Linked DNA regions of Homo sapiens: region 2 is linked to region 1. The links are chromatin loops, found by intact Hi-C in ENCODE. Cell type or tissue: mammary epithelial cell. All regions are shown on one strand. Links, peaks and the distances in the headings refer to the core of each region. The heading gives the core; the rest is flanking DNA.

Region 1 (16,537 bases), core at 4,874-12,873:
CTAGAGAGCCTCTGAAACTCATTATCTTGCATCATGGATGTGCTTTATGTGAACATTTTTTCCAGAGCTAAGATTCTAACTATAACAATGCTCACCTGCAGTGATGAACATCCACAAATGTTCCCTGGGCCAGGAGTAAGAGTCTCAATGTCTAAGGCAGCACACGTGAAATGACATTGAATGTTTGTTTTGGTGCTGATAGTAGACGGTTGCATACAGAAGTACAATAACTGAGAATACAACCTGGGCCCTTCTGTAAGCCCAACCGGGAGAAACATTACCTTAAATTAAATTGCTAATGGATAGTAGCAGGAATAAAGATGCCAGCAATAGCAACCCTCACCTTCAGAGCTCTTTTCCCCTTCTGTAAATTTTAACTAAAATAGTAAAGGGGAAAAACTTCAACACCAAACCACAGAAGTGGAACATCTCAATCTCTGTGGCCATGGTATGCAGAAAACCCTGAGGAAAGGCCTGTTTCCATGGCAAAGTATAACCACTACATTATATAGTGTGACACAGCAATAATACAGGGAGCAGGAGAAACACAGCGTTAAGTAGAGGTGACCTCTAAATACACAAACGTACTGTAAGAAATATCCATAGGAAATATCATGGCATCTTTAATTTGGGATTAAACAGATGTATTTAGTTGATATTAAAATACATTCATCATGAAAACTAATTTGTCTTTATTCTAAGCAAGTTATGGAAGAGGTGGAAAATTTTTGAAGGTAGGGCCAAAGGGAAACCCCAGAAAAGTCATGACTTACATCCATTTTCCATTCTTTTTACTTCATGTATTGATTAGCTGTACTGTCTCAGAGTGAGATGGATTAAAAAACAAAACAAAACTGAAAGCAGCTGTTTCAAAAAAGGTTTAGAGTAAAAAATACACATTATGAGTGCAGTAAAGCTAGGGACCCACCGTGAAAAATCAGCTACACAAATTTCATTCCTAGCATAATGCTGATGCAAAATTTCAGTGCAGGGCATTTGCCAAAGGGAGAGGAGGGAAAGGTTTACTATGAAATCCTTTGAAAGGACAGTACATTAACTATTGAACACTTACTGTATGCTAGACGCTGTAAGTGCGGCGAGGTAAAACTCTGAAAGCAAATCCCCCACAGGCAAGATGCAGTTTAGTGGGACAGAAGGATGAACCTGAACAATTATAAAACTGATAGCAGGAAACACAGGTCTTTGCTCCTAGAGTGCTACTGAAGCAAAGGGAAAGGAACTATTGCCTCAGCATAGGTTTCTGGGAGATTACATGGATGTTGAGCGGTATCTTGAAAGATGGAGGAGCTCATTGTCTTTATGGAAATGGAAGAGTCCAGAAAAGGTGATGGGCATTTGGTCTGACCACACCTAGCCATTGTGATCAGGTGATCTTCATTTCACATTCAGTGTCCTGCCTGGAAATTGTGCTCTGAACTTTTTTTTTTTTTTCAGTTTCCAAGAAACATAAATTTATTTTTTCATGAAATGTGTGTTCAACCAAACCTCACTAACACAACAATATTTAGTTCATTTTCCCACTTATTTTAAATGGAGGCTTTCAACCAGAGCTTCTGAATTAGCAAGGACCGCTATACCACGTGATGAAAATCTAGCTAAGCATAAGCAGAACTGAAATTTTATATAGCTAGAACAGCTTTCTTGTGCTGAGATGGGAGCATTTAAAAACATTATTTTTTTGAGGCGGGGAGGAAACACTTAAAAAAGCTGTTGGTGATTTCATGGTTACCGGTCCTGGGCCCAGGGGCTCCACACCTCTTTTTGTTTCTCTTACTTCCTGGCAGTTCCTCCCTGTGTCTGGCTTTTCACCATCTCCCCTCCTGGGGAGTAGCCCTTGGAATACTATGGTTACAAGCAAAAGAAACTTCCTGCTTAATTTGGAAAGGGCAATTTATTGTAAGGAATGGGGAACTCACTGGATTGAAAGAAAATCAAGAATTGGGTTTAAAAACAGTAGACACAGGGTGCTCTAGGGGACCAGGCAGCAGGAACTGATGGGCAATCTTTTCAGGATGCCCCTGCAGGGCCAATAAGCTCCAACTTTTTTTTACTGTTTTGTGACATTTCATTCAAATTTCTGAGGCCTGGGAAAGAGACAGACAGTCCTCCTTGGACGATGTGGTTTGTTCTAAAAGAGGCAAGAATCCCTTCCCCCATTGGAAATCAGGCTGCTGCACTGAAGGACATCCTCTTTCCTCTTCAAGGAAGTTCTTCTTCTAGAACTAGGGTAACATCCTTAAAGCAAACTTCCATTCAGGACTCTTGATGATGCTCTTTTTGATCAACATGATCAAAACTAGTTTCCGTGATGATCAAAGAGAGATGGAGTGCTTTTCCTGAAGCATTCAGGACATGTGGCTGGGGAGAGCAGTACCTTAAAGACCCACACTACAAGTGAGCATAACAGCACCAAATAACTAAGGAAGGGGAAACCCCAGTCTATCTGACAGGCAAAGGTGACCCTTGAACATTTTAAGGGTTTCAGGGTAGTGAGTTTCATCTAGACTTGTTGATATCTGGAATTTGGGTCTTTCATTACGAAAGACAAATTGTGAAGAAAGTAGGTATATAAGAAACCTGGAAAACGCAACCCAGATGACAAGATGGCAGCATTGCAGAGGTGAGTTCATATCTGGTTCTTGGTTGGGTTAACAAATTCACTATGTTTTGAGGAGAAGGATGCCTACTCTTACCACTCCTGTTCAACATGGTACTAATATTCCTAGCCAGAGCAAGCAGGCAAGAGAAAGAAATAAAAGGCATCCAAATAGGAAGACAGGAACTCAAACTATCTTTGTTTGCAGATGATATAATTCTACACCTGGAAAACAACACCCTCTCTCCAAAAGTTCCTATATCTGATAAATAACTCCAGCAAAGTTTCAGGATAAAAATTAATGTACAAAAATCACTAGCATTTCTGTATAAGTACTGCATGCTAACTGACTGCGCCACTGGAGCATGCTAAAAATCACCAGCATTTCTAAACACCAACAATGTCTAAGCTGAGAGCCAAATCAACAACACAATCCCATTCATAATAGCCACAAAGAGAAGAAAATACCTAGGAACACAGCTAACCAGAGAGGTGAAAGATCTCTACAATGAGAATTACAAAACATTGCTCAAAGAAATCATAGATGACACAAACAAATGGAAAAACATTCCATGCTCATTGATTGGAAGAATCAATATTGTTGAAATGGCCATACTGCCCAAAGCAATTTACAGATTTAATGCTATTCTTATCAAATTACCAATGACATTCTTCACAGAATTAGAAAAAGCTATCTTAAAAATTATATGGAACCAAAAAGGAGCTCAAATAGCCAAGGCAATCCTAAGTAAAAAGAACAAAGCTGGAGGCATCATGTTATCTAACTTCAAACTATACTACAAGGCTACAGTAACCAACACAGAATGGTACTGATACAAAAACACATAGATCTATGGACACATAGACCTATGGAACACAATAGAGAACCCAGAAATAAAGCCACCCCCAAACCATCTGATATTCAACAAAGTCAACAAAAAACAAGCAATGGGGGAAAAGACTCCCTATTCAAAAAATGGTGCTTGGATAACTGGTTAGCCATATGCAGAAGACTGAAACTGGGTCCCTTCCTTACTCCATACACAAAAATCAACTAAAGATGAATTAAAGACAAATGTAAAACCAAAAACTATAAAAACTCTGGAAGATAATCTAGGAAATACTGTCTGGACATTGGACTTGGCAAACATTTCATGATGAAGATGCCAAAAACAAATGCAACAAAAACAAAAATGGACAAATTGGACCTAATTAAACTAAAGAGTTTCTGCACAGCAAAACACACTATCAACAGAGTAAACAGACAACCTACATAATGGGAAAAATATTCACAAACTAAGCATTCAACAAAGGTATAATATCCAGAATCTATAAGGAACTTAAATTAACAAGCAAAAAACAACCCTATTAAAAAGTGGGCAAAGGACATGAACAGACACTTTTCAAAAGAAGACATACACATGGCCAAGAAGCATATGAAAAAATGCTCAACATCATTAATCATTAGAGAAATGCAAATCAAAACCACAGTGGGATACCATCTCAAGCCAGTCATAATGGCTATTATAAAAAGTAAAAAATAACATGCTGGTGAGGTTGCAGAGTGAAGGGAATGCTTAGACACTGTTGGTGGAAATGTTAATTAGTTCAGCCACTGTGGAAAGCAGTGAAGTGATTTTTCAAAGAACTTAAAACAGAAGTAACATTTGACCCAGCAATTCCAATACTGGCTATATACCTAAAGTAATATAAATCATTCTACCATAAAGACACATGTACATTGATATGGTTTGCCTATGTCCCCACCCAAATCTCATCTTGAGTTGTAGTTTCCATAATCTCCACGTCTTGCGGGAGGGAGCCCATGGGAGGTAATTTAATCATGGGGCGGTTACCTTCATGCTGTTCTCATGATAGTGAGTTCTCACAAGATCTAATGGTTTTATAAGGGGCTTTCTTCCCTTTGCTCAGCACTTCTCCTTCCTGCCGTCATGTGAAGAAGGACATGTTTGCTTCCTCTTCCACCATGATTATAAGTTTTCCAAGGCCTCCCCAGCCATGCTGAACTGTGAGTCAATTAAACCTCCTTTCTTTATAAATTACCCAGCCTTGGGTATGTCTTTATTGGCAGCATGAGCATGAACTAATACACATGTGTATGTTCATTGCAACACTATTCACAACAGCAAAGACATGGAATAAACCTAAATGCCCTTCAACAGTAGGCTGGCTAAAGAAAATGTGATACATGTACACCATGGAATACCATGCAGCCATAAAAAAGAATGAGATAATGTCCTTTGCAGCAACATAGATGGAGCTGGAGACCATAATCCTATGTGAACACGGGAACAGAAAACCAAATACCACATGTTCTCACTTATAAGTTCAAGCTAAACATTGAGTACACATAGACACAAAGAAGGGAACAATAAACACCAGGGCCTACTTAAGGGTGGAGAATGAGAGGAGGGTGAGGATCAAAAAGCTACCTATTGGGTACTATGCTTATTACCTGGGTGACAACATAATCTGTACACCAAACCCATGACACACAATTTATGTATCTAACAAATCTGCACATGTTCCCCGAACCTAAAATAAAAATCAAAAAACAAAACGGAACAAGTTCACTGTGTTTGGGGTATGTAATGTATAAAATGGCATGTTACTCACCCCTTGTGTACATAGTCCTCAAGTTACTTAAAGTTTATGAGCCATTATGAAACTCTGTAGGAATTCGTGTGATAGACTCGAAGGTGAAATCAATTAGGGAGCAAACAGACAAATTCCTTTGTCCATTTGGGTGGTCCCACATATCAGGCCATAGCTATGACGGAAAATGTTTCCTGACTTCCTCACACCGTTCACATTCCTCATTCTGAAACATTGTACCAATGTGTTCCACGCCGTGTTTCTCAACTTCTTCTTGAGCTTCCAACTTTGGGATCATAGGACCACTTTCCTGTTTGGGGTTTTACCTTTACACTTGACTTTGGTACTTACTTGCTCTCTGGCTTTGACCTTTGCATTCCTCCTTGAGTCCAAATCAGATTCCTACCAGTTACTACTTTCAGCTGTCTTGATTAGCACCCCAAGTCATTAGGATTGGATTTGAACCCTATAATTTGGGTGACAAATGCTCCAGTCAGGTGCTGTGACCCCTCAGGATCCAGGCAATGACAAAGGTGCTTGCGTTACTTAAATGTTAATTCAGACAAGGCAGTTCAGTGGGGAGTCATCCCTTTGCCCCATGTGTGTCTTCTAGTGTTTATGCATAAACACTCTGTACTTTCCAGTAATTTATCTCTCTTCTTTTACCATTTCATTAAACTGCCAGGCAATATTTTTGTATGCTTTCGAAAAGCTCTGTGAAGGCTCCTCTCAGTGATGGGTGAAATGATTTCTAAAAATAACCTGCAAATCAATTTGTTCAGCTTGTAGCTTGTATAAATCTTGAAGTAAGGTGCTATTAAATGTGCAAAATAAAATATTTTAGTTTAGAATATGTTACTAATACCCTGCGAAAAGAGCCCTGGATTTAGAAAACAGGACTTGATAATCCTGGCTTTATGGATTACTGATTGTGTGGCTTTAGGCACATCATATAACTTCTCCAGAGCCTCAGTTTCTTTGATTGCAAAATGAGAGAATAACATCTCCCTCATTGTATTGTGGCAAAGTACAATGAGAAAACATGAAAATGGTGCCGATAGAAAGCTGGGTATCATTTGGTAGACTTACTACACATTTGTTAATCTTTGTTTGAACACAAAACCTAAAAGTGATTCCAAGTAGTCACTGGGGTATACGGAAAAGCTGTAGGAAAGTTTACTTTTTTAAAAGAGTTGCATAGAAGAAAAACAAATAAACAAACAAAGAAAAAGAAAAAAGCTGCATTTCAGTTAAGTTGATTAGAAAGAAAATTTCCTTAGAATGAGTTTTGTTTTTATCTTCATTTTAAGGACGCAAAGCAGAATGTGTTGCTGGTGAATAGCTTTCATTTAGGAAATGCACTAGGAGTGCATTTGCAGAAATTTTTGAATATTATTTTACTGATATAAGTTTCTTATGTGGCCCCAACATACATGTCTTTCCCTAAGCCAGAGGAATGCCTCTTATTTTGCATGTCCCTGCATGTCATGCTCAGAGATACCAGAATTTAAATTCTTTTAGTCTGTTACTTGAATAAATACAGTCTCATAGTGTTAAGCTCAAATTGTTATTGAGTACACAATATATATTACCTCAGTCCAAATTTTACCCAAACATGAAACTTTAGATTCTATGAAACAGATTAATATACATTTATCAAAACTCTAAATTTATAATGAAAGTCCCTTTGCTGAGAGAAAAACCAGCATATTAAGCATTGCTTTAATCCCCAGCTATTTTCCTAGTTGTTTTACTTTTATTATTTCATCACATTTTCAATATGACAAATATCATCATTGCCATTTTACAGATAAGGTAACTGAGGCTGAGTGAAGTGAATTAAGTGGCCTAAGTTGTAAATGGTACAGCTTTCTTGGCTCCTTAGCCAGTGCGCTTCTCCACGGAGAAGTGTAGTGGTTACACCAGGACTCCCGAAGAAGGAAAAAAAGAGCAAATAAATCAGCCATTTATTCTACAATTCTGCTGTTTTGAGCTTTTCTCAAAAGGCCATATTCTTAGTTAACTCAATTTAGTCTCAATAAGATTGATACAGCTCCTATGATTTGATATTCTGACTAGTAAGGGGAGCTGCTGAAAGCATTTTGGATATTAAGGAATTATTGGGCACTTCTTTCAACATGTCTGACTAATGCTCAGAATATTCATTTTCCTACAGAGTACGGGAGTGTGATAGATGACGTCATGTTTATTACAGTTTGCAGGGAATAAATGCCACAGGCCCATTGACATGCTGGGGAAAGGGCTTGTCAGTGTGGCACATCTAATATAATCTTCATCATAAACAATGGCCTCCACTTCTGGCCATGTCCAATGTGTAAGGCCCTCACCTGGATCTGATATTTTCTCCTGCCCAGCACCTACCTCTCCTCTTTTTAAAATAGCATCTCAAGTGTCTTAGAGGCTCTCTCTGTTTGGGTTAATTTTAAGTGATACATAAAATTGACTGGGCCAAGGGATGCCCAGATAGCTGGTTAAACATTACTTCTGCGTGTGTCTGTAAGGGTGTTTCTGCAAGAGATTAGCAATGAGTTGGCAGGCTGAGTAAAGCAGATAGCCCTCTCCAATGTGGGTATGCATCATCCAAACTACTGAGTGCCTGAACAGAATAAAAAGGCAGAGGACAGAGCTGGAACCTTGATCTTTTACTGCCCTCAGTGCTCCAATTCTTAGGCTTTTCGAATTTCCAGACAGACACCAGCTTTTCTGGCTCTACAGCTTGTAGATGCCAGATCATGTGATTTCTCAGACTCCATAATTGTGTGAGCAATAACCTAATATCTTATAGTAAATCTCTCTCTCTCTGTAGCTTTATACATGTAGCTTTATACAAACACACACACACGCGCATGCATACACACACACACTTCTCCTATTGGTTCTATTTCTCTGGAGAGCTCTGACTAATACACCCTTTCTCCTACTGTGGGTCCGTTTGATTTAGTAGGGGATGGATCCCACCCTCGGCTTCACGAGGATGCATGACTCAGGCTCATTCAGTAAGTAGGCCCCACCTCTGGGCTGTAGGGCTTGCAGGGACTGGTAAGAAGCTGGATACTTGACTCAAACTGGTGAAATGCTGAGACTGTTGGAGGAAGCACTGGAAACAGGGGTTGTCTTTCCTCTGGGGATGGTAAGCTGATGAGATGTAAGCTAAGATCTACTGGTGGCTTTCTTGTTTACTGTACAAGGAACCTGCCTGAGAATAGAACTAACTGACAGAAAAGCAAAGTTGAATGCAGAAGACACACAGAAAGAGGTAAAGGCCAAATGGTACTGCCTGAGGCCTCCTTAGATCTAGCCATTCTGTAGCTACTGGACAATTCAGTTTCATAAACTACTGTGGCTTTTCTCTTTTTTCCTTTTTGCATAAATGAACACAAGTGATTCTGTAGGCTTTTATATATTCAGTCTGGTTCCAAATCCTTTTCCCCTATAATTCACTAGATTACACCTGATGCTGAATAATGAATGTGCACAGTACACAGTGGATTTCGATAGAATGGAAAAGTGGATCAGCTGGAGTAGTACAGCCACCACTAAGGGAGGCGTATTGTGTGTGTGCGTGTGAGAGAGAGAGAGAGAGACAGAGAGAGAGACAGAGAGAGAATGTGTATTGGCAAAAGAAAAAGACAGTGTCACATTCAAACAACAGGTTCATATGATAATTAGTTAAATAATGAAAACCTTTGAAGCTGCCCAAGATAATTTCAGGCCCCAGACGTCCAGCACAAGGTGTTCCACTCAATTTTAGTCCACTGGCAACACTGAAACATCCTCCTTTGAAGGTGTGAACAAGAAAGGATGAGAAGAGCCCTCACAAATATAGGATGCACCTGCATGTAAGGGAAACTTTGGAAGGGTCTTTAACTACCTCAACCAAAAAAGGAAGTTCAATAGACAAAGGCCTCCAAGGATTGAACAATGCACAGTGTAGCCACATGCCAGCCCCCTGAGACTCACACTAGTGGGGCTCCCACAGGACAGGGCCAGGCTGTGAAATCTCCCATGGGCAGAAAAGAGATGTGAAGAGAAGAGGCTATCAGAAAATGAAGAAAAGGACCATAGGGAATCAATCTTTGGAAAAGCAGGGCTCAAGGTGACTGAAGACCACAGTGATGGTTGTGTTCATTTGCCCTCAGTCATCCATGCACTACCATCATGGTTTTGCCATAGCTGGGTTCTATCTCTGCGATTATTAACCTAGTACTTTAAGAGTAGTTTAAAGGACTCACTTTTCTTTCACTTCCTCGTTGCTTCTAAGCAATAACTTTTGAGAAATGGGTTTATTTCTCTGGTTAAAAGTACAGAACCAGTTATATACTTTCCTAGTATATGTTAAAATAAGCATATAATCATTAAAAATGTTTGTGGTACCACCTAAAATCTTTTCAAATGTCACAGTACTGGATTCCACTCATTGGGCAACACTAGTATATAGGACAAGGACTGGAGTTCAAGTCAAGAACAAGGATGAGGATAAAAGTTGCTTCCCTTGAGATGCTGATATTGTCCAGGGATATCAGTTTCATCACTGCTTTCCTGAAAGCTCTACCCCTCCCCTCTGCTCAGGGCACTCCAATGCCTTTATACTACAAGGGAAGATTGTTTGCAAGCAAACACTGGAATTATAAAAATGAGTAAAATGGTCAAATGTGGAGCTTTTAACAAGAGGTAAGTATATTATTGTTACCTCCTGTCTTCAGAAAGGGCTAAAGAATGACCAAGGAGTTCACTGCATTAACCTATCTGTAAAAGCAGTAGATACCAAATGTCATACTTATGTCATAGATGAATGGCAATTATGTATGCATAACTAAAAGTATAATTTAAAAAATTCTCTCAAGGCTTATCAGGAAACCACATTAAGCAGAACAAGTCATGTATCTTTAAAAGCCATGAACTATGTTGTCAAGTCACAAAACAGTTGCCACTTGAACTCTGGGAACAGACTTTCAAAGACAGATTTCTACAGGTTTTTTTCCACTAGAATTTTACAGACACTAATAATGACCTCACTAGATTTTCTTTTGATTCATGCTAGAAAAAATAGACTGTAATTTAGATATTGTTTGAAGATGGACTGTAATACCATACGACAAAATTGAAGCCACCTTATTAGTTTTTTTTGGTCTTTAAATTTCATGTTTAGCTTCACTGTGGATAAAATATGCCAGCAGTAAAACATGAAACACGGCCTTCTCTTTGAATTGCAAAGAAAAGATGCTTTATTTATTTTGTGACTTCAGGTGGAGTAATGGTTTCTCATCCTTCCAATAATCACTCTTTATTCACTCAGCCTGCTTTATTTTTCTTCCTAGCACTTGTCACTATGCATCACATTCTTATTTGCTGTGTTTATTGTCTCCTTCCTCCACCAAATGTAAGCTCTTTGAGGGCAGGGACTTTATATTAGTCATGTAGTCTCCCAGCACCTAGCAAAATGCTCAGTACATAGGAAGTGCTCGATAAAAATTTGTTAGATGAATGAATGTTGATTAATGACCAAACGTTTACAATTAGCAAATTGTCTCATTTTTCAAGCTTTACTCATCAGCTTCAGATCCAAAAAATACATACTTGTTAGCCATTTGACCTTAGGCAAGTCACTTAACCACATAACTTCTAACAGGTTGTGTTTCTGTCCATAAAATGGGGACATTATTGACTGATAGGGCATTTGTGAGCATAAAATGAGGTAACATCCATGAAAGTGTTGGTTTGTCTATCTTTTATTTATTTACTTATTTATTTTTATTATTATTATTCTTTAAGTTCCAGGGTACATGTGCACAATGTGCAGGTTTGTTACATATGTATACATGTGCCATGTTGGTGTGCATATACCCAAAGGATTATAAATCATGCTGCTATAAAGACACACGCACATGTATGTTTATTGTGGCACTATTCACAATAGCAAAGACTTGGAACCAACCCAAATATCCATCAATGGTTTGTCTATCTGTGTAACCAGGTCTCTGATCATTCATTTGTCTATATATGAATGCAGCCTGTTGGCAAAGGATTTGGTCCATGGTAGGTGCACCATGACTGTTTACTAGTTTATTAATTTTTAATTTTAATTTTGCTACAGGAAGTAATGATTTCCTTTTCAGTTGTTGATGGCCCTGTCTAAAACCAAGGACAAGAAATCACTAGATGAAAGCATTGCCTTTATATACCTAAACTCTTACTCTTTATATATCTTCAATATAAAGAGATTTAAAAACGGTGTTTTTTCCAATCAAGTACATTTAGAGGACAAAAATAAGAAAAGGACATCGACAAGACTGATAAGCACTAAAGTCATCTTCCCTGTCCCTCCTAAAAGGTCAGTTTCATTTTGTTTTTAAGATGCTTCTCATGTACAGAAGACAGTGTTGGGAAAAGATGAGTTTGATTTTTATAAAGGTGATTTCCGAGGCACTCTTTATTTATTTATTTATTTTTTAAAAATAACTTCTTCCCTTTCTTCTTTCCTTTCTTTTTCTTTCTTTTTACCTGTCTTTGTTCATTAACTAGAATTAAATTAAGTTTTTGGTTATTTCCCACAAGCAAGATAAATATCTAAAAAACAGATAGGTTGGGGGAGGAAAAATGGTCAATAGAAACTTTCTTAGAAGATGAAAATGTATGTTAAATCCTCTTCAAATTATAATTTTCAAATTCTCACTGCTAAGACAAAATTAATTAGTTCAACTAAAACAGAGTTGCCAATTAAAACATGGTTAACTAGGATTCTCTAAAAAAAAAAATCCCAAATCTTACACTGTTCATTCTAAATAAACATGCTTTTAAAGATTAGGAAAATAATTACCTATTTGCACAGGAAAATAATAAATGATGAAATCTCAACAGATAGGGTAAAGATATCATAATATTATCTTAGCAATTGGCTCAATCACTTCCCACTCAGTTTAAACGCTTTAATAAAAGGTATTTTATACAAGGAAAGTCCTAAATCAAGGTTATTACAGATTACATTTATGTAAGTATTTGTTCTCTCACTAATGGAAGATTTCCTCTCTAATATTTTTTCTAAATAATTTGTTAACCGGAGAAGAGGAAAACAAAATATTTTTTTCTAAAATTCTATCGAGGACTTATAATTTATTTTACTTTTATTCTCTGATAAAGAAAAGGCTACAGGGAAACTAGCAGGCGAAAGACTTTCTAAATGTAAATGCTGCCCAAAGAAAAAAAGAACTGTGATTAGATTATTAGGTATAATATGCATCAAGGGTTAAAATTCATATACGGAGAAATGCATGTCAATTGCACATATTTTAAAATTCACTTTAGGAATTTATCATAAAGAGTTCAGATATGCACAAAGATAAACTTCATGGCAATATTAGTTACAGAGGTAAAAGAATACAAATCCTTGTTTCCCACAGCATTCAGGCAAGTGAGACTACCCTATGGAGACAGGAGGCTGAGCATCTGCAGAATTTAAACTAGGAGGCTTGGACTCAGAGATACCAAACACAGCCAAGGGCAAGCATGGCATACAGAGTGAAAATGGAGGAACTGTGCAAATTGCTGTACTAGGCCCCTCATCAAGTTGATTTCCCTGTTTTTTTCTTTTTCCTCCGGCAAAGATGGGAGCTGGGGAGAAGCAAATGACCCCAGAGAGAAGGCCGTTGGGGATTTAAATTTGGGGCAAATAAAAAGGCCGGCCAGCCATATATTTATCCTAGAGCAGCAGTTCTAACTGGAATGGGGCGGGGGTGGGCTTCCCCAGGGGTTAGAGACATTTTTGATTTCCATAACTGGAGGGGCATGGTGCTACTGGCATCTAGTGGGTAGAGGCTAGGGAAGCTGCTAAACATCCTATAATGCAAAGAACAACAAAACAGCCCTCACAACAATGAATTATCCAGCCCCAAATGTCAGTAGTGCCACTGTAAAGAAACCCTGTAATAGAGTGAAGCCCACAGTTCACACCTGTCCCATGCCTCCATTACTCACACAGGACTTCCAAAGGCTCTTTTGGGCTTTGGAATATGATTGGCTTGCCTTTTACCAGACACTTGAGGAAAGCCCTCACAATGAAAGTCAAGACAAAAACCCACAAACATCAACCAAACAACTGAATAAGAAAAAAAGTATTGGAGAAAACAGAAATCATTAAAAATCTTAAGAAGAAAAACTGTAATTGATACAACCCAATCTGAAATATAATTTGGCAATATCTAGCAAACTTGAAGCTAAACCCACGTGAAACCCAGCAATTCTGCTTGTAGGGATTTGTCTCAGAGAAATTCTTGTACATGTCACTAGGAGAGATGCACAGATTATTCATAGCAGCATTGCTTGTTAGTAGCAAAAAAAAAAAAAAAAAAAAAAAACCTAGAAAAAATCTAATCATTCACCAAATGAGAATGGATAGATTAATTATAGACTATTCATATAATTTGAATGCCAAAATCACTTAAAATGAATGACTTAGAGCTAAGTATCTCAATACAGATACACTTCATAAATATAATATTGACTTAAGGAAAGCAAATTACAGGGGACCACATTCATTAAGATACTATACAAAGTTAACAAGCTTTGAATAAATACATGCAACAACTTTACTATATCTACTTTAAGGCAGGGGTCCCCAGTCCCTGGGCTGTGGACCAGTACCAGTCTGTGGCCTGTTAAGAACCAGGCTGCACAGCAGGAGGTGGGCAAAGGGTGAGTGAGCATTACTGCCTGAGCTTTGTCTCCTGTCAGATCAGTGGTGGCATTAGATTCTCACAGGAGCAGGAACCCTATTGTGAACTGTGCATGTGAGGGATCTAGGTTGTGTATTCCTTATGAGAATCTAATGCCTGATGATCTGAGGTGGAACAGTTTCATCGCAAAACCATCCTCACCACACCCCTAAGCCCCAACCTCGGTCTGTGGAAAAACTGTCTTCCACGAAACTGGTCCCTGGTGCCAAAAAGGTTGGGACCATTGCTTTAAGGATTCATACTCGTCTACCAAATCTATAAGGCAATACATTTTAGCTATCCTCCAGACTCAACATGGGAAAAACAGGGAAATCAACTTGATGAGGGGCCTAGTACAGCCATTTGCACAGCTCCTCCATTTTCACTCTGTACGCCATGCTTGTCCTTGGCTGTGTTTGGTATCCCTGAGTCTGGGAGGTTGGCAGGAAGGAAAGTAACTGGGATGTGTATTCAGAGAACTTTGAGTATGTGATGTTTTATTTCTTAAGCTGCATTTTGGGTCTACTGGTGTTTGCTATATTATTCTATATCTTTTGTATGTTTTAAGTTACATTAAATAAAACCTATTTTTAATATCATCCGAAAGATAAAAGAAAATATTGCATCCAGGAAAAAGCAATGTCTCATTCATGAAGCAGGAATTTAACTCCACAAACATAGCACTTCTAAGAAAATCTAATGTGTAGTAAAGCTATTACATGTTTTAAAATATAAAATTAAAATGTATGGGCTTTCTTTAAAACATTTGTAATTTAATTTCAAATATATAATTTAAATTTAACCGTAATGGCATCATTTTAGAATTGAGTTTTTCTTTTCTAATAACCAGGTATATAAGGTAACTTTGTCATGTACCTGGTTTGAAAATGTTATAATAGATCCCAATACATCATATGCCATGTCGAGCTATTTTCTTTTAAGTGTTCTTAATACTAAGCATTGGGGTAAATTTTTAATTGCTAAAAAGTGTAACTGATTATATTTGAAATATTTAGCAGTTATGATCCACAATAACAATTCTAGGAAATTAAAAAAATAACATGTTAGTCAATGTTTTAATTAATATATTAAGAACCTACACAAGTGATTGCATCAATGGCTATTGAAATTGAAATAATGACTTCTGAAATTATTTTAAAAATATCTTTTTCTAAGAACATATGGACACATGGTGGGGAACAACACACACTGGGGCCTGCCGGGGGTGCAGCGGGAGGGAGAGCATCAGGAAGAATAGCTAGTGGATGCTGGACTTAATATTCAGGTGATGGGTTGATCTGTGCAGCAAATCACCATGGCACATGCTTACCTACGAAACAAACCTGCACATTCGGCATATGTACCCCAGAATTTAAAATAAAAGTTGAAGAGAAAAAAATCTTTTCCTTGGCACTATTTTGTTCTAACCAGAGAACTAATTTAGGAATTGAGAAAAGCATAAAAAGTATCTGTTCTTTTTAATTGCATAAATAAGTGATACAAAAAAAGTTCTGAGTGAGTTCTATAAGTAAATATTTTAATTTCCTTACACTGGCTTAGCTAAAATTATCATTTTGTCATTTTAGAAATATTGTATTATTATACCAAGTAGTGAAACATTTAAAAATATACATTTAGCAGGTTAAAATAATCATGTTCATCTTTTAAAGAAAAAGATCCTCAAAGAAGACACAATTCATACTTTCCATTTTTCATTGACATCATTAAGTACTCATTTAAATTAGTTTCGGAAACTGAAATAACTTTACATTTTTTTGATATGGTGGCAAAGTTCACCTGAAAAAACAATTTCTAATTTAATCATTCCTTCATACATGGTATGTTCCCTCTAAAAGTGACAACTCTATACTTCTAATATATGTAAATATATATTAAGACCATGGCCAATAACAAAACAAAACAAAAATGAACAAAAATGTTTTAATATGGAAACATTTTTATGAAATTAAATTTCCCTGGCTAGTTATTGAAATTTATCTTATTTAAATGATTTAAGTTTATTCTAGCAAGTGCTTCTAAGGTGGAGATGCTAATACAGGTTGAGCATCCCTAATCTGAAAACCCAAAATCTGAAATGCTCCAAAATCCAAAACGTTTTGAGCACGGACATGATGCCATAGATGAAAAATTCCACACCTGACCTCATGTGACAGTTCTCAGTCAAATTGCAGCCAAAACTTTGTTTTATACAAAAAATTAACAAAAATATTGTATAAAATCACCTTCAGACTATGTGTATATGAAACATAAATAAACTTGATGTTGAGACTTGGGGTCTAATCCCCAAGACCTATCATTATATATGTATATGTAGATATTTCAAAGTCCAAACAAAAAAATCTGCAATCCAAAACACTTCTGGTTCCAAGCATTTTGGATAAGGGACCGTCAATCTGTATAGCTGTGTCTACAAAAATAAAATGGTAACCAAGAAGAACTCTAAAATTAGATTTGTAAAATCTCCTTCAGCTCTAATATTTCATTTACTCATCCCTTCATCTTTAATGACTTCAGTCATTCATTTGTTCGCTCCTTTTAGAGACTTCCTATGTGC
Region 2 (16,537 bases), core at 4,483-12,482, 53 kb after region 1:
CGTTGTGCACATGTACCCCAAAACTTAAAGTATAAAAAAAAAGAATTAAAATATGTGATAACAGTAACGCAAACAGTGGGAGAGATTTAAGTGAAATTAAAATATTCTGAGATTCTTAGTACATGCTGTCTGGAAAATGGTAAAAGTACTCATTTATATTGGGCTTTTGTAAGTTAAGCATGCATTATATGTTCTCTACAATTTTAATAACGGAATAATAAAATAGGGATGGGAAACAAAATATAATAATAATACTTGATTAATCCAAAGAGTAGCAAAAAAAGGAGAGAAAAATAATATAGTCTCAGTAAGAGAAAACAGATGATGGATTTAAACCCCAAATATACCCAAAATTACATCAAATGCAAATTGATTAAATCTAATTAACTGATTATAAACAAAACAGTGCAATCAGTACCCAATCACCTGCAGCTTACAAGAGATACATTTTGAATATAAGAGCTTGAAAATGTTGCAAGGATAGAAAATTCTAGATAAACATTAACCAAAAGAAGTCTGGTTTAGCAATACTGAAATTAGACAAAGTAGACTTTAAAGCCATAAGAATTTCTAGAAATCAAGACCAGGCCAGGCATGATGCATCATGCCTGTAATGCCAGCACTTTGAGAGGCTGAAGTGGGGAGATCACTTGAGGCCAGGAGTTCAAGACTAGCCTGGGCAACATAGTGAGACCCTCGTCTCTAAAAATAAAAGTAAAAATAAAAATAAAACTAGCCAAGTGTGGTCGTGTGCACCTGTAATCTTAGCTACTCAGCAGGCTGAGGCAGGAGGATCCCTTGAGACCAGGAGTTTAAAATTATAGTAAGCTATGATCATGCCACTGTACTTCAGCCTGGGTGAAAGAGTAAGACCCTGTCTTAAAAGAAATAATCTTATACCATGCAAGAGTTAACCCATCATGATGATGTAATAATTCTCAATTTATAATGTCTAATAACATAGCTTCAAAAAAGACAAAGCAAAAATTAACTGAACTAAATGGGAAACAGACAAATCTGCAAATATAGTGGGAAATTTTAATACACTTCTGCCAGGAATTGATAGAGCAAGCAAAAGAAATCAGTATTGAACAAATAATATTTGAAGAACATGATGGACAAGGACATCTGCTACCTTTTCCTCTTTGCAGCACTGCACTAAGAACTTTGCCAGACACATCTAGGCCCATTTGCGGGGACAGGGGCATGAAGACAGATAGAGGTCCACATTCTACATATCTGAATGTGTTAATTTAATAAATTTAAGAAGCTAAGAAAACTGTCAAAATATATTTTCTTCTCCTTCCTTGACAAATATATCTTCATGGTAACAAAATAAAATTATGATTATTGTTTATATATGACTGAAAATTAGCAAAATGTCAAAGATTATTATATTTAATTATTATGAAACATGCATGGGTGTTCTGTTGATGGCCATGTGTGAATGATGGTGTCATAAAACAAAGGCATGAATAACCCACCACTATTACATATTTATTTTACAAAGTATTTCCCATGCCTTTATTTTAGCAAATTTATCTCGTTACAATAAGATATCCATATAATCGGTACACTACTAACAGTAATGATTTAAAAGGTTAAAAAATAAAATGCAATTGCATTCAAGGTGTATACATTTTGATATATTTTTATAAAAAATAAGAAACATCTAGAATATCAAAAAATTATTTTTTCAGGTTTAAAAATGCTGTTTTTCTAAAATATTCAACATTATACGTTAAAATTAAAGGCAAGATGCAAATAAATTACTGAGTTTCAAAATTTTAAATCAATATTAAGAAAATATGACATTTAAAATTTGGTTTTAAAAAATTTAATGAATTTTATTAAATATTTTTATAAAAATGAAACTTTTTCAGTTCTAACATGGAATGTCCTTCTATATGCCAATGAAAAGAATCACCATGAAGCTTCACAAATGTTAGGTCTGGAAGTAAATATATGAAAATTTAAGAATAACATAAATTGTTTCATACTGCAAAATATTGCTCAGATGGCATACACAATTACTCAAAAAATGTTGCTAATTTACGAATAACTTGCTGATCTTCAAAATTAAAAATCAGAATGCAAGATGAGTGAGGAAAAAAAGCTCAGACCTACTGGGAGTCAATACTATACTTCATTATGCAAGGAATCTATGTAGTCATGCTATCTAGGAGGATAAATTTGTCAAGTTAATTTGTCTTTTACCTTAGTGCTTCTGTCACTACAGTCTTCTTTCATGGAAAAGCAGTGTTTGTCCCCACTATCAACATAAGCACAACTTATAAACTTTCATGGCATCTGGATGTTGTTACATTTTGTTTCAAAACTGTAGGGCAAGAGATATGGAGAAATGTTTTTCTGGAGTGGGGGCTGGATGATGTTAGGGTAAAAGTGGACATTTAGGGTAACAGATCCCGAGAGAGAGAGAACGCATGCATTCTTTAATAAATGTATTGTGGTCAGTGGGTGGATTTGTGATATGTTGGTCTAAAAGTGGTATCAGTTTTAACCAAAACAATAAAGCAAAAAAGAAAAAGAAATGAAAGGATTAGAAAGGCAGAAATAAAGCTGTCATAATATTCAGAAAATATGGCTGTATATATAGAAAAGTATCATTATTATTTTCAAATAAACTATTTGAATTAATAACTAAATTCTATAGAATTTCATCATGTGAATATACTACAATTTATTTATTCATTCTACCATTGATGTACAATTAGGTTGTTTCCAACTCTTGGCTATTACAAACAAATTCTCAGTAAATCAATTATATTTCCATATACAAGCCAAAAACAGAAGATGAAAAAATTAAAAAATATTTTATTTAAAATAACATAAAAATCATATATCTAGCCAGGCGTGGTGGCTCATGCCTGTGATCCCAGCACTTTGGGAGGCTGAGGCGGGCAGATCAAGAGGTCAGGAGTTCCAGACCAGCCTGGCCAATATGGTGAAATCCCACCTCTACTAATAATACAAAAATTAGCCAGGCATGGTGGTGCGCACCGGTAGTCCCAGCTACTCATGAGGCTGAGGCAGAAGAATCACTTGAACCAAGAAGGTGGAGGTTGCAGTGAGCCGAGATCGTGCCACTGCACTCCATCCGGGGTGACAGAGTGAGACTCTGTTCCCTCCCCAAAAAATCATTTATCTAGGAATAAATCTAATCAAAAATGTGCATGACTGCTACAAAAAACTACATTATTTACAGAAAACAAAGAAGTCTAAATCAATGGAAATATACAAAATGCTTATGAACAGAGATTCTATATTGTAAATAAGTCATTTCTACTCATTAAATTATAGTTGAATGCAATTCTACTCAAAATTCTATCAGGTAATTTGAAAGTTGACAAGCTAATTTAAAATTTATTTGAAAATTTAAAAGGCCAAAAAGAATCAAGAAAGTTCTGAAGAAGAACAGAACTCAGTAATGTATACCATCAGATATCTCAATCTTTATTACAATTAAAATAAGATGGTATTAGCAGAAGGACATACAAACAGAGAAACCAGAAACAAACTCATACTTATACCATCACCTGATTTATGACAAAGGTGAAACTGCAGTGCAGTGAGGAAATAATAATCTTTTCAATAAATAGTAGATCACTTGGATATTGATATGCGGGAAGAAAAGAATTTCACCCCTATCTTACGTCATAAACAAAGGTCAATTGTAGGTGGATTATAAAGCTAAATGTAAAAGGTTAATAATTTTAAAAAAGCTTCTATAACACAGGTGAATATCTTTATGACATTGGGGTAGACAAAAATTTCTTAAACAAGACTAAATAAGCATTAACTATACAGAAAAAGTCTGATAAATTGGACTACGTTAAAACTAAGAACTTTATATTAACAAAGTCACCATTAAGAGAAAGAAAAGGCAAGTTAGACTGGGAGAAGATATCTGCAGTGTTTATGTCCAATATAATATCTATATCCAGAATATATAAAGAACTCCTACAAATCAATTACAGAATATATTCAAAGAGCCAATTAAGCATCAGAAAATGTGCTCATCAAGGGCAGGCAACTCAAAGTGACAATGGGGTACCATGACACGCTGACCAGACCGGTCAAAATGAAAAATACAGACAATGCCAAGTGATGGCAAGGATATAGAGCAATTAGAACTGGTGAAGGTAAAATAGTACAACCACTTTGAAAAATTCTTAGGCAGTATTTAATAAAGTTGAATATATACGTATCCTAAGACCCAGCAATTCCATTCATGGTATGTACCCAACAGAAATGCATACAAGTGTGTACCAAAAGACATGTATAACAATGTTCATAGTAGCATTATTTGTAATAGTCAAGAGCTGGAAATAAGCCAATTGTACATCAATGGTAGAATGGATGAATAAATTGTAGTGTATTCTTACAATGAAATACTATAGAGCAATAAAAATAAAACTATGGCTATATGCAACAACATGAATAAATCTTACCAACAACGTTAGATAAATGAAGTCAAACCCCAAAATGCACATATTCTATGAATCCACATATGCAAAGTTCACAATAGGTGACAGTGGCTACTCCTTTGGGAAGCAGTGAGGAAAGAACTAAGAGAGTACTACAGAGGGGGCTCTGGGTGTCTGTAATTTCTATTTCCCAATCCAGGTGGGGTTTACATGAACATGTTACTTTGTGAAAATTCATTGAGCTGTAACTAAACATCTGGAATTATTTATGAATGAAATTATATATAACTCAATGGGAAGCTGGGAGGATAGGGAGGAGGTATGGGGGCTAAAGAAAACATGGAGTGGCCAAATGCTTACAATTGTTATTGCTGGGTTACGGATACCTGGGTGTTTGTTTCACTATTCTTTCCATTTTGTGTATATTTGAAATTTTCCATTATAAAAAGGACCAAAAAAAAAAAAAGAGAGAGAGAAAACTATTCACAGAGACCCACAACAGCCTCATCATGGTTTTTACTGGCCTCTCTCACTGAACCATTGAATCACAGTTTTATTGGCTTTATCTGAAGGTAAACATACACTGTGGAAATGGAATGTCATTTGAGGGCAAGCATTAAGATGTTGCTATCCTCTGTATGTCCTTCCTGGCACCTAGAATGCTGTCTCACCCTTCCTGGGCACTTAAAGGTTTGGTTTCTGCTGCTGCCATCAGCTAATCTTGCCTGAAAAATTGTGTGCTATTGATTCCGCTCTTGCCTCTTGACTCCAAACCCACTCTTGTATTTTCAGGCTTTGTGACACTTGAGAGGATATTTTGCAAACCACGCTCCTGATTTGCCAGTTGGCTTTCCGGTTCTGCCAAAAAGGGGAGCTAGAGGGAAGTGGGAAGCCTGTAGGAAAAAGAAGGAAGAGGTTTGCTTCTTCCTTTTTACTTCCTGTGCACTTCCTGTTTCCTGATTTTTTGGGATTCGTCCCAGAGGTTGCATTGCCTTCTCTTCACAGCAGGTGAATTCAATGGCGCAGTTTTTCCAACACTCACATAACAGCCTCAACACTCTCTGCTCCAAGTACCAGCTGAGCAGCTCCCTCCTCAAGTTTCCATGTTTTAATAATTCTAGCCTTTTCTCTTTGACCCTCCAGGCCTAGGAGTGGCAGCTGCTTCCTGCAATTCTACCTCCCTGGGACCTGAAAGTTGTTTTACACTTTAGATAATTAACAACTTTCTACCTAGTTAACAATTCATGTTAAGCATGCTCTGTTGAAGATGTGAGTTCTGCCTCCAGAATGGGTCTTGACTGACACAACCTCCAAGAGTTATATACTCTGTCCTTGCTGCCTGTGTGATGACATACAATTTGTTGATTATTTTCTCTTATTGAGCATACATTTGTGTAAAAAATCAACAGCTTTTGCTTCTTATCCCCACCCCATGTAAGCAGAACAGCAATTTCAATTATTTGAAAATTCAGCTATCTCAATTTATATTTTAAAATATGACTATTGAAAATTAAATAATTGAGTTTTGCTTTAATAATAATGTAGTTAGTATAGTATGCAATGGGACAATTTTTGACAAAGTATATCTGAGCATAAGCCACACATCTCTCACAGGTTCACACTATTTCTTTTAAAGCTCTCCATTGTGAATGAAACTGATACAGCAATATTTGAAATTCAGAGGCCAAAAAGCCAAATTCTATCTCAGAAGCAATTGCCATAAAAGTGTTGATGTCATAAGCATATGAAAGCCACAAGGTAGCTGCTTAATTGAAAAGCAGATGAGAGGAAAGCTGCATTTTACATGAATAAATACTGCCACAAACAAAGAGCACCCTGTTAAGAATTTAGGCAAAATGTGCTGTGGAAAGATGGACAGGTATTATCCTAAGGAAATAATACAGTAAATGACAATGAATTCATCTGGATTAGACTATTTCATATTAGCAGTCTGTTCTCAGTTGCCCATCCTTTCAGAAGGTGTGAAGACCAGAAATAAGACCCTCAATAGTAGATACAGAAATTATCTTCTTAAACTGATAGATAATGCCCTAAGTTAGGAACTTCAGGAGAGAAAAGCCTATGTTTAAATTTTCCTGAGATCATGAGGTTCACATTCAATGAATCCCCCATACCTGTTCTTAAATTTTTTTTTAAGTATAGGAAGGTTGGAACCTTTCCTTAGTTTAAGTGTATAATAAGTGGCAAAAGAGGGATTAGACCCTGGTCTTCTGATTCAGGGCCTGGCCCTCCTTTCATGAAGGTTCTCTAGTTAGCATTAGAACATGCCTTCTTCAGGAACAAGGCCAACTAAAAAGCAACCTGTGAAAGAAATCAATGAACTATCCCCTACCTCCACATACATACACCTGTCCTCAGGAATGTCTCTCACAGGACATCTGGATCAACTGGACTCTAATGGGCCACAAACATACCTCTAATGTTGAGAAACTGTCACTACCTTTGGAATGGCTGAATGCTTCATGGAACCATCTTGTTTTGTTTGGAGGGAAACAATGGAGACTATTTACCAGCAGATAGAGATCCCAGAGGGAAATGGGAATTTCCAATTAAAAGTAGAGGATCCTTATGTTACTGTTTCGATGACGGGCTTAGGAAAATTTAAGTGTCTCTGATATTTCCCTAAGTCTGAAAAAACTGTTATTTTGAAAAATGGAGGAATTGTGTGCTTAACAACTATCTTACAAGACAACAGCTTGTAAAAATTAAAAAGTAAAAATTGGTTCCACTGTCTGCATCACATCAGCATTAGAAGACTGAGCTAAGAAAGTAGTTACGGCTGAGTTGGACAACTACAGCTGAGGTTATGTCATAGGGTTAGTCAGTTTATCACTTCTATTCATAGTGAACTTGATCATACACTGATGTGTAATCCACCTTATAAATTATAGAGAATTTTAATTAGCTGCTTTTTAAGGAAACAGTATTTGAAATACAGCTAGCACCAATTTTCTGCAATTCTTAAAGCAAAGATAATTTACCGTACTATAAGCTTAAATTTGAAGAATGAATGTTCTTTCAGTGGCATTTCTGAAACTTTGCTATTGACCTAGGTTAGGGGACAGAATGGGTGTGCTGTCGGGGCTGGGCAGAGGAGTGTAGCCCAGAGCAGTTACTGCGCAGTACAATTTATTTGAAGCTGGTGTTATATTCAAAAAGAGAGAAAGATTTTGCATTCTATAATATGTTCTTGTTCACATAACATAAAATATTCTGAATTACTTGCTAAGTAAATTATTTAACTGCTGCCCTCCTTTAAAATATCTACCAATAAAATTAAGCTCAGGTCCTAGGGTTCTGTTTATCCTGAGGCACACTACTGCCTCTCCCAATTCAAAAAGCATGGACATTTAGACGCAATTCTTGGCACTATAGATACTCTACAGAAGGATGGATCAACAGTATAAATGGACGGGTACCTGGTTTTGGTGGGGGTGCAGGTAAGGAGGATACTTTCTCACTTTATTAGCCCATGTATAAACTGTGGGGTTATGTTTATTTGATTGCTTAGTGGCTTAAAATGAAAAATAGCTTTGTGCCCTTAAGAGACCAAAACCCAGTCCTGATCATCACCGCAACCACTCACGCTGCACAACATTGTTAGAGGGGACCCCCCACAGTATACCTCACCTCATATGGGCTGGCAGAGCTGCTCTGTGATGTTACAATACATCAATGACACCAAACTTTCTCTTATTTTCCCTAGGACCTATGCCCTCCTCTCTTAGGTTCAGAAGAGGGTCTTGTCCATATTACTGAGAGGATAAAGATCATCATCTTTAATTCAAAATACTGCTTCCTTGACTTCTATGTTTTCTATTTTCTCCCTCACCATATCTAGGGATGGATGTTCCCATTTCTTCTTCAAGCCACCTCTCGCACTGTGTGCTTGATCCCATCTCCTTCTTCCTCTTTCTGGTCCTTGCTCATGTTATGATCACAACACTCCAGCATCTTCAGTTCTTCTCTATCCTCACACTGGGAGTTTGTATGTTTACCTTGTTAGATTTTATGGTTGCAGACTCCTATGCTCGTAGAGGACTGGTGAGTCATCAAAGAAGGGAAGGACCAGACAGGGGTTGTTTAACCCAAAGCATATGCCCCAAGGAAAGGGGACAGCCGCTACTTGGCTCCAACTGATGTTGTCACATGGAAAGGAAGACCCCAAGTTGTATGATTTTCCAAAAGTAGATGGGAATCTGGATTTACATATGAAATCTGGTAAGTTTTAAATGTTGACTACAATTTAAAAAATTGAACACTGTGGCTTGTTTCACTGTGGATGAAACAAATACTTCATTAGCCCCAACTATAAGTTTCACCTATCCATCTAAACATTCATTTTACTCTGCTTCCCATTCAAATACCTTGTTACTTCACTCATAAACTTCCCAAACATCTAAGCCTGTAACTATTGGCTTCTTTTCCACATCCACGGTTCTCTCCTTATCCAACTTCAATATGTTTCCCACTCTTCTGAAAGTGTATTCTTGAAGGTCACTAGGAAGTTTCTAACTAGTTGATATGGTCTGGACATTTGTCATCCAAATCTCCTGTTGAAATGTGACCTAGCATGTTGGAGGGGATCCTAGTGGGAGGTGCTGGATCACAGGGACAGATCTCTTATGAATGGCTTAGTGCCATCCCTTTGGTATTGAGTGAGTTCTTGCACTGAGTTCATGTGAGATCTGGTCATTTAAGATTGTGGCACCTGCTCCACCCCTCTTGCTCTGATGCACCTGCTCCCTTAGCCTTCTGCCATGGTTGAAAGATTCCTGAGGCCCTTCCCAGAAGCAGATGACTGTGCCATACTTCTTGTACAGCTTGCAGAACCATGAGCCAATTAAACCTCTTTTCTTTGTAAATTACCCAGCCTCGGGTATTCCTTCATGCAATGCAAATAGACTAACACACCACTGAATACTCTGGAATACTTGTGTGTATGTACATATCTCCATACATCCTTAAAACAATAGTTTCAAGGAGTGATTCCAAGAGAAGTAATATCAGCATTGTCTGGGGGACCTGCTAGAACTGCAGAATTTCATGCCTCTTCCAAGACCTAATAAATCAGAAACTCTGGGGGTAGATTCAGCAATCTATGCGTTGATAAGCATCCAAGGCGATTGTGATGGCTGCAAGTTTCAGAACCACTGCCTTAAAATATACCTACCTGTGAGTGTACCTGTTGCCAGAGAGCAATTAATCTATCCCTCTGAATTTTGCCCCACAGCTTCAATTCCTTTTCTACATGCTGGGAAAGACCTGCATTGATATAACACTTTTTATTAAATGTTTTTTCATATTTTATTACCTAACTCCTATAAATAAGAACTTTACACAATAGGCAAAGCAAGTCAAAAAAGTTTATTATGCCCATCTAACCATCATATGTAAATGTAAAAGCAGCAATAAGAGATTAAGTGACTTTCTTAAAATCATAGTTAGGAAAGTGTCAGAGTTAATATCAATCTAGTTTCCTGACATATCATAGCCCTTTCTTTCTGTGTTTTAGAAATACTATTTTTTTCTACTTGTAAGAGTCTAATACATTAGTTGAAGAAATGCTGGAAAATACAGAAAAGACTACAGAAGAAAGTAAAAAATCATCCAGAATTCTACCACTGACATCATGCATTTCCCTCCTCCAATCTGTTTTTTTTTCTCTCTTTTTTTTTTTAAATGCACAAGTGCATGTGAGTGCAGATGCAATCCTCTTTCAATTACAGGACACAACACTGTCAGGAGGTAAGCGGCTCTCTTGTTCTCAGTGCCTACGACAACTTTCCGATGGGACCATAAATAAGAAATTTAAATAATTATTTTATTTATCTTTTGTTCATCAGAGCTCTACGTAACTCCAAAAGCAGATGCAAAATCTAAGTGAAATGAAATCAGCATTGCTGACTTTTATTATAGCCATGACATACAGGAAAAATTGCTAATCCCTTATGAAAATATTCAATATCTCTATGCTCTTAGGGGTGCCTGAGGCAACTCCTAGTGCAGATAGCATGTGGAGTCTCATGGTGACTAACTGTAATTGAATTCAATAAAAAACTCCATTATCATAATAGTCTAGGGTGTCAATAAAATTGATACTTCTATAATAGGAAAAATATAAAATATACCCAAGGGCATACAATGGGAAGCTTTTAATTATTATTATTGATCCAGAGAATTATTTTTCCCTGATTCTGGCATTACTCTGAAATCCAGTATTTCTGTCCTCACTTGTTTATCTCCCTTTAAAAAGCTAAGGTCAAAAAGTCTAAAGAAAATTCATGGGCAGGCCAAACTAAGTGCTATTTCTGACAAATAACATTTATTTGGTGCTTATTTTTAGTCACACTTATCTTGTTGATTTATGAGACAGCTAGCAAGAACCTTTGCAAAAGTGTTTTGAGTTCCTTTTGGGGGTTCTTATAGGAGTCCCTAACCTGCTAGATCTGTATTTCAGAATGTAATTCCAACAATGAAATCAACAATTTTATTTCAGAGCAATACAAAGGAAAAAAGCCAACTAACAAGAACAATCCCAGTTGTTGAGTGTCTACTGTGGGCCAGTACTATGCTGGTACTCTCCAAATCATTAGAGTATAACCTCTTTTTAAAATTACAAAATATTTTAAACACTCAAAATGGCATACAGAATGATATAATAACCAACAATCAATCTACTACCTGATTTATTCAAATTTTAATATTTTTAATATTCACACTTACTTGAAAGAAGTAAAATACTCCAGATACATGTCAAGCCCTCTGTGTTCCCTCTTCATTCCACTTCTCTCTCTCCCTTTCCTCACCATCCTGAGTTTGATATCTATCATTCCCATGTACTTTTTATGCCTATACTTTCTCTCTCTCCCATTATATACATATACAGGTATGTGTACGTGTTTAAAACATTTCTATAATAGGTTTCATAAAATACACACACAATTTGCTTGTTTTTGCTGTGTTACATTATGCAAGTCCTTATACATATACTTAATCTCTTTAGGCCTCAATCTCTTCATCTGTAAAAGAGGGATAATAATCCTACATAGAAGAGGACTAACTAATACTGATAAAGTGCTCAGCACAGTGGCTAGCATGTAATCAGCATTTAATAGAAGTTAGTCATATACATATTATTATCTGACATATCACTTTGCCTTTCAAGAGATTAGCCAAAGGAAATTCTTCTTGTCTTACCTGGAAATTAACTTTTACTATGAGTGTCTTCTCTAACTCATATATTTCTACCTGCTCCATGTGACACAGGACAGATCAAATGCAAATGTGTCACCATAGACTGCTTGAACACACTTGTGATGGCACAGACATGTACATACACACACCACACACACGAAGGCTAACCATGTGACAGGAAGTGACTGGAGCTGCTCTGGGTCAATCCATTTCACCCACACATATCAGTGAGGTGTTTTGATTATTTTCATTTTATATATGAGGAAACTGAGGCACAAAGAGGTTAATAAACTGCCAGAGATCACAAAGTTAGCAAATACTATCATGGCAAGATGCTCTATGCAAGCAGTCCTGCTCCTGAGTGTGTGCTAAGGGCTGACACTCAGTTGCCTCTTGACTCTTAGCCTATACAGATTTTCCTATTTGCTGGTTCTGCAAAATTCGTAAGTTCACTAAAGAGATATGCAATAGTGAATATCATGTGTGTTCCCAGGTTATTTATTGAATTATTTACCAAAAGCAAATATCCAAAGCCATTTGTTCTGGGCAGGGGCTCACACTCAGCTCAGCTGAAGCAGATATAAAGATACTATGCAGGAGAGCAGATCTGTGATTTCAGTTGCCTGAGTACTCCTATTAATACAAGAAAAAATTCCCATTGCACTCATGCAAGCCAGCAGGCACATTTTCCTCTTTACCATGAGACTTGTTTCTTTATACTCAACAAGATGACAAAACATTAATCCCTTCCCTCTGAAAAGTATAACACAAGAAGTTTTAGACTGGCCTCCATTGATGTAGTGGGGTAAGTGGTGGAAGAAATTGTTGAGTCACCATTGTGAGCACGTTTAATGAAAGATCTGTGAGTCACAGCTGGGCAGTAAGATTGTGCAGAATGAATGCCTGCACAATCTTAGGTGGGTTAATGTTAAAATTATGATCGTTGTGGTTTAACCTGATAATAAATTTCCAGCAATATTGGTCAGTCCCTTCATCTAGGCAGCCTAGGCCCAGATGTTTTTATTGTCCCTTTTTTGATTTTTTTGTTTGTTTGTTTGTTTGTTGGTTGGTTGGTTTTAACAACACAGCTAAAGACATCCTCCTGGCTTCCTGATAGCACTGGCCTCACCAGAAGTGATAAAGCATTCCTAGAAACGGAAGGAAGGATGAATCACAAAGTACAGTTCAGCCACAGAGGAGGGTGATAAGCAACCCTTCTTTGTTTCAAATGGAGACAGCTCAGGAGGAAGTTGGTTTGTGTTAAATTAGAAACAACAAGAGCCTCCTCCTATCTGGAACAGGTTGCTGTACCAGATTGTGTAAGTTCCTTCTCTCTAGAGACCTTGAAGTACAGGATAAGACACATTTGATCAGCACAACCAGCTTCCAGAGTTATTTCCAGATGCCATCATAAGCCCCTGAGGTTCTCATGAATCAGCAAAATTGCTTTGGGCATTCTAGATACCGACCCAAGTTACCTCTCTTTTTTGCTCTCAGCTCAGGTTGCTTAGGTGAGAAAGGTTAAAATAGACAACAAAAAGATACACAATCCATATCTCTTGAATCCTCAGCAAAACACAGGCATTCAATTCTTTTAAAATGAGATAAAAGAACAGCATACATTTCATTTATTTTGGCTTGTCTTCCTGTTAGAATACTATTAAACCAACCAGAATCTTTTTTGACCATATTTTTATATTTGGTTGGATGTCCATTTTTTAAAAAGGTATTTGTGTGTATGTTCAAAGGATAAAACAAAGACCACCAGAGATTAAAAAGAAAACAAGACAAAACTGAGTTTATTGCCTGTGGGATAAGGGAGAACCAGAGCTCAGCCACATCATCCAAGAAATGAGTTTAGCTGGTCTCTTCCTGTGCTAAAGACAAAAGGGACTGCTTATTTCTTACTAGAAGAGATTCTAGGCATTATAAGAAATGTTCAACGTAGATTAAATTTAGGGGTAGCCATATTTAGCAAATAAAAATTCAAGATGCTCAGCTAAATTTGCATTGCAGATAAACAATGAATCATTTTTAGTATGTCCCAAATATTGCATGGGATAAACTTACGCTAAAAAATGACTCCTTGTATAATGAAAAACGAAACTTACCTAGCATCTCATATTTTATCTGGCAACTCGAATTAGTGGGACTCAGTGGGGTTTGGGGTCATGCAGCAGCAGCTAGTCCATATGCTCACAACTGGGACTTGCTAACATTTTTCTTTAACAGTGTAAAGTAAATGTCACACTGCAGTGCATTCTGCTAAAGGGACCATAAACCAAATTCTCCCACCTGGGATCACCCGTTGTGATCAAGTCCAGAGGAATATACCAAGTTGGAGAGCAAAGCACATGCCTGCTAGACCCTCCAGGAACTCAAGCCAAGGTCAGAGGAACTGCAGTTGCCCATGCTTCCCAGACCAGGAGAATCAGTTGCTGGACACTGCCGGAGTACATTAGTGTCAGAAGGTGGTTCAAAGAAGTCTTTGAAGACAACTTCAGTTTTTAGCTTGTAAAGCTGACTGGAAGATAATGTTTTAACTGAGGTCCAGAATACAGGAAGATTCACTGGGAATACCAGAAAGGCCCAGGGGCCACTGCAATCTCTTTCTGTCCTCCCCAGTTGCCTAATGAACACTTCTATTTAAGCATCCTCTGCTTGGATATCCTACAGTTCTTAAACTCAACATGCTCAACACTCAATTCACCCTCTTCCTCTCCAAACCCATTTGTCCTCCCATAATTCCCAACTCAACTACAGATAGCATGCGAAGACTCTAACAGCCCCAGGCTAGAAGTCTCCAAGTCATCTCCAAATGCCACTGCCCCCTCATACTGCAACTAATCAAATGCCAATTCCTTTTGATACTATGTCTCCTTTAGTTCAAGTCATCATTGTCTCTGATCTCAACAACAGCAAAAGGGTCTGAACTGAGCTCTGCCCCCGTCCAGCCATTTTCCCTTTTGGTGTACTCTTTTCATCGATATCTTTATAAAATGCAATTTTGAGAATGTTTCTCTATTTCTAAAGTACCTCAGCAGCTTTTCATGCCTAGAGGATAAAATCCAAATGCCTTCGGGGAGACACAAAGGTCCTTCAAGGTCTGGCTTTGGTCTGTTTCCAGCTTCTCGACCATCACTTTCCCCCAACAACAGATGGTGCCAAGCTACCGGCCAGGTGTCTGCCATCTGATGCTCTTCCACATCAAGATGACTTTGCACAGACAGTTCCTGTACCTGGAATGTCCTCTGCCTACTCTGCTTTTGTCTGGCAAACTCACTGAAGACCCTGCTCTAGTGTTAGACCGGCTTCTGGTAAGCCGGCTTCCTTCTCGACTGAAGATTTAGCTGCACCCCTAGTTTGTATACCCACAGCATTCTGTGCCTGCCTTCACTATGGGGCTTACTGTTTTATGCTGACTGTGTTCGGTAACATGTTTGTCTTCCTCGTAGGATTATGAACCTGGGGGAGGGAATATGCCTTATTTGCTTTGAACCCCTATGACTTCACTTAGCGCTGACGGTAATAATTATAGCAGTAAAAGTTATTGTAGCCAACACTATGTGCTGGACATTTTTCTGGGGGCTCTTTATCCATCTTAACTTGTTAATCCTCACAACAACCCTAGGAGGCCAGAGCTACTATCATGTCCATATGACAGAGAAAGAAAGCAAGGCAGAGATGTGAAAGGCGGCCAAAGTACTATATAGTTAGTAAACCGGTGGTTTCCAAATCACCTACAAAGTAGAAGCACCTGAGAATATTTTTTCAAAATTTAAAAGTCTTGAGTGGGTTCCAGCCCACTGGAGAACCACTGAAGCTGAATTTTTGGTGGGCTGGGACCTGGAGGATCCTATTAAACTTTCCCAGGTGATTTTACTGTGCAGCCAGCCTTGAGAACCACTGATCTCAAGTTCCTAAGAAACTTCAGCCAATGCTGGGGAGAAAGGAGAGAAACCAAATCATTTTTTGGGGAAAAAAGGGATGCAGACATGGGGAGTAGAGAGTTCCATAGCTCTGCAGCCATGGCCCCAAGTGTCCCACCAAGCATGAGACTTGTAGGTGAGCAGAGTACCAGGCTCACCTGATATGCCAATCTGCCCTTCCTGAACATTACGGATAGGACCATGGCTCTTTCTTTAGCAAATATGTGTCTGGAGGATCAGACGTAGGAAGGGTGGTGGAGCTGGCTCCTTTCTAACTTGGCAGTGCACTTTACCAAGAGATAGAAGAAGACTTGGCTGAATTAGGCATTTCTGAGCACAGGCATTATAATTCTGCCTAATCTTCAAAGACAGAATGAACTTGTCCTGCTCCTTTCTATGTACCAGCTGCTTCTCTGCAAAGAAATCATTCATTCCTTCCCTCAAATTAGAATGTACAATGTGGTAGCCACTTTCCACGTAGTCAAAAGGTTGTCAAATGGCAGAATTAGACCTGAAAATGTTCATTTGATGAGTGCTTGCGACACGTTTGCTTATGTGTCATCAGCGCTAGATGCTTTCCAGGGAAGAAATAAGAACGGAAACTAGAGAGAAGAGGTGCAGAAAGAATGAGGACTTGATCCAGGATGGAGCTAGGTAGAACAGGGATTTTTCTTGGTAGATAGAAATATACAGTAACTCACCCTAGGAAAGGGTGAGTTACTGCAGATCTCATCAGCAGTGGTCAAACATGGGGCAACAATGTGGGCTTATGAGGTGATGGACAGATCAATTCCGACTCGAACACCAAGGGGTTATGGCAGAATCTGAATGAGAAAAAATGAAGATTCCCTATGACTGGAGAAAAGAGGCTGTGTCTTCAAGGGTTAAGTCTGTCAAAGCGATCATCATGGCAGATAAGGATGCCATTTAACACAGACCATG

What was found. Peaks named below come from ENCODE experiments on the same cell type or tissue, not always from the same donor. Only the 100,000 strongest peaks of a DNase experiment are listed, where the experiment ranks them.
Region 2: it touches region 1 in a loop (2.4-fold over the local background); 2 of 110 quality-filtered maps call a loop at or near these places.

What each region holds. Positions count from the first base shown.
Region 1 is chr9:19,682,099-19,698,635 of GRCh38, forward strand. All of the region lies in intron 2 of SLC24A2 (solute carrier family 24 member 2), which reads right to left. Among named protein-coding and RNA genes, the nearest start is that of SLC24A2, 99 kb to the right of the region's middle. In mammary epithelial cell, for the core only: no CTCF peak of the experiment used is centred there; a DNase peak (open chromatin) is centred at 8,223.
Region 2 is chr9:19,735,971-19,752,507 of GRCh38, forward strand. All of the region lies in intron 2 of SLC24A2 (solute carrier family 24 member 2), which reads right to left. Among named protein-coding and RNA genes, the nearest start is that of SLC24A2, 45 kb to the right of the region's middle. In mammary epithelial cell, for the core only: no CTCF peak of the experiment used is centred there; no DNase peak of the experiment used is centred there; H3K27me3 peaks cover 120 bases.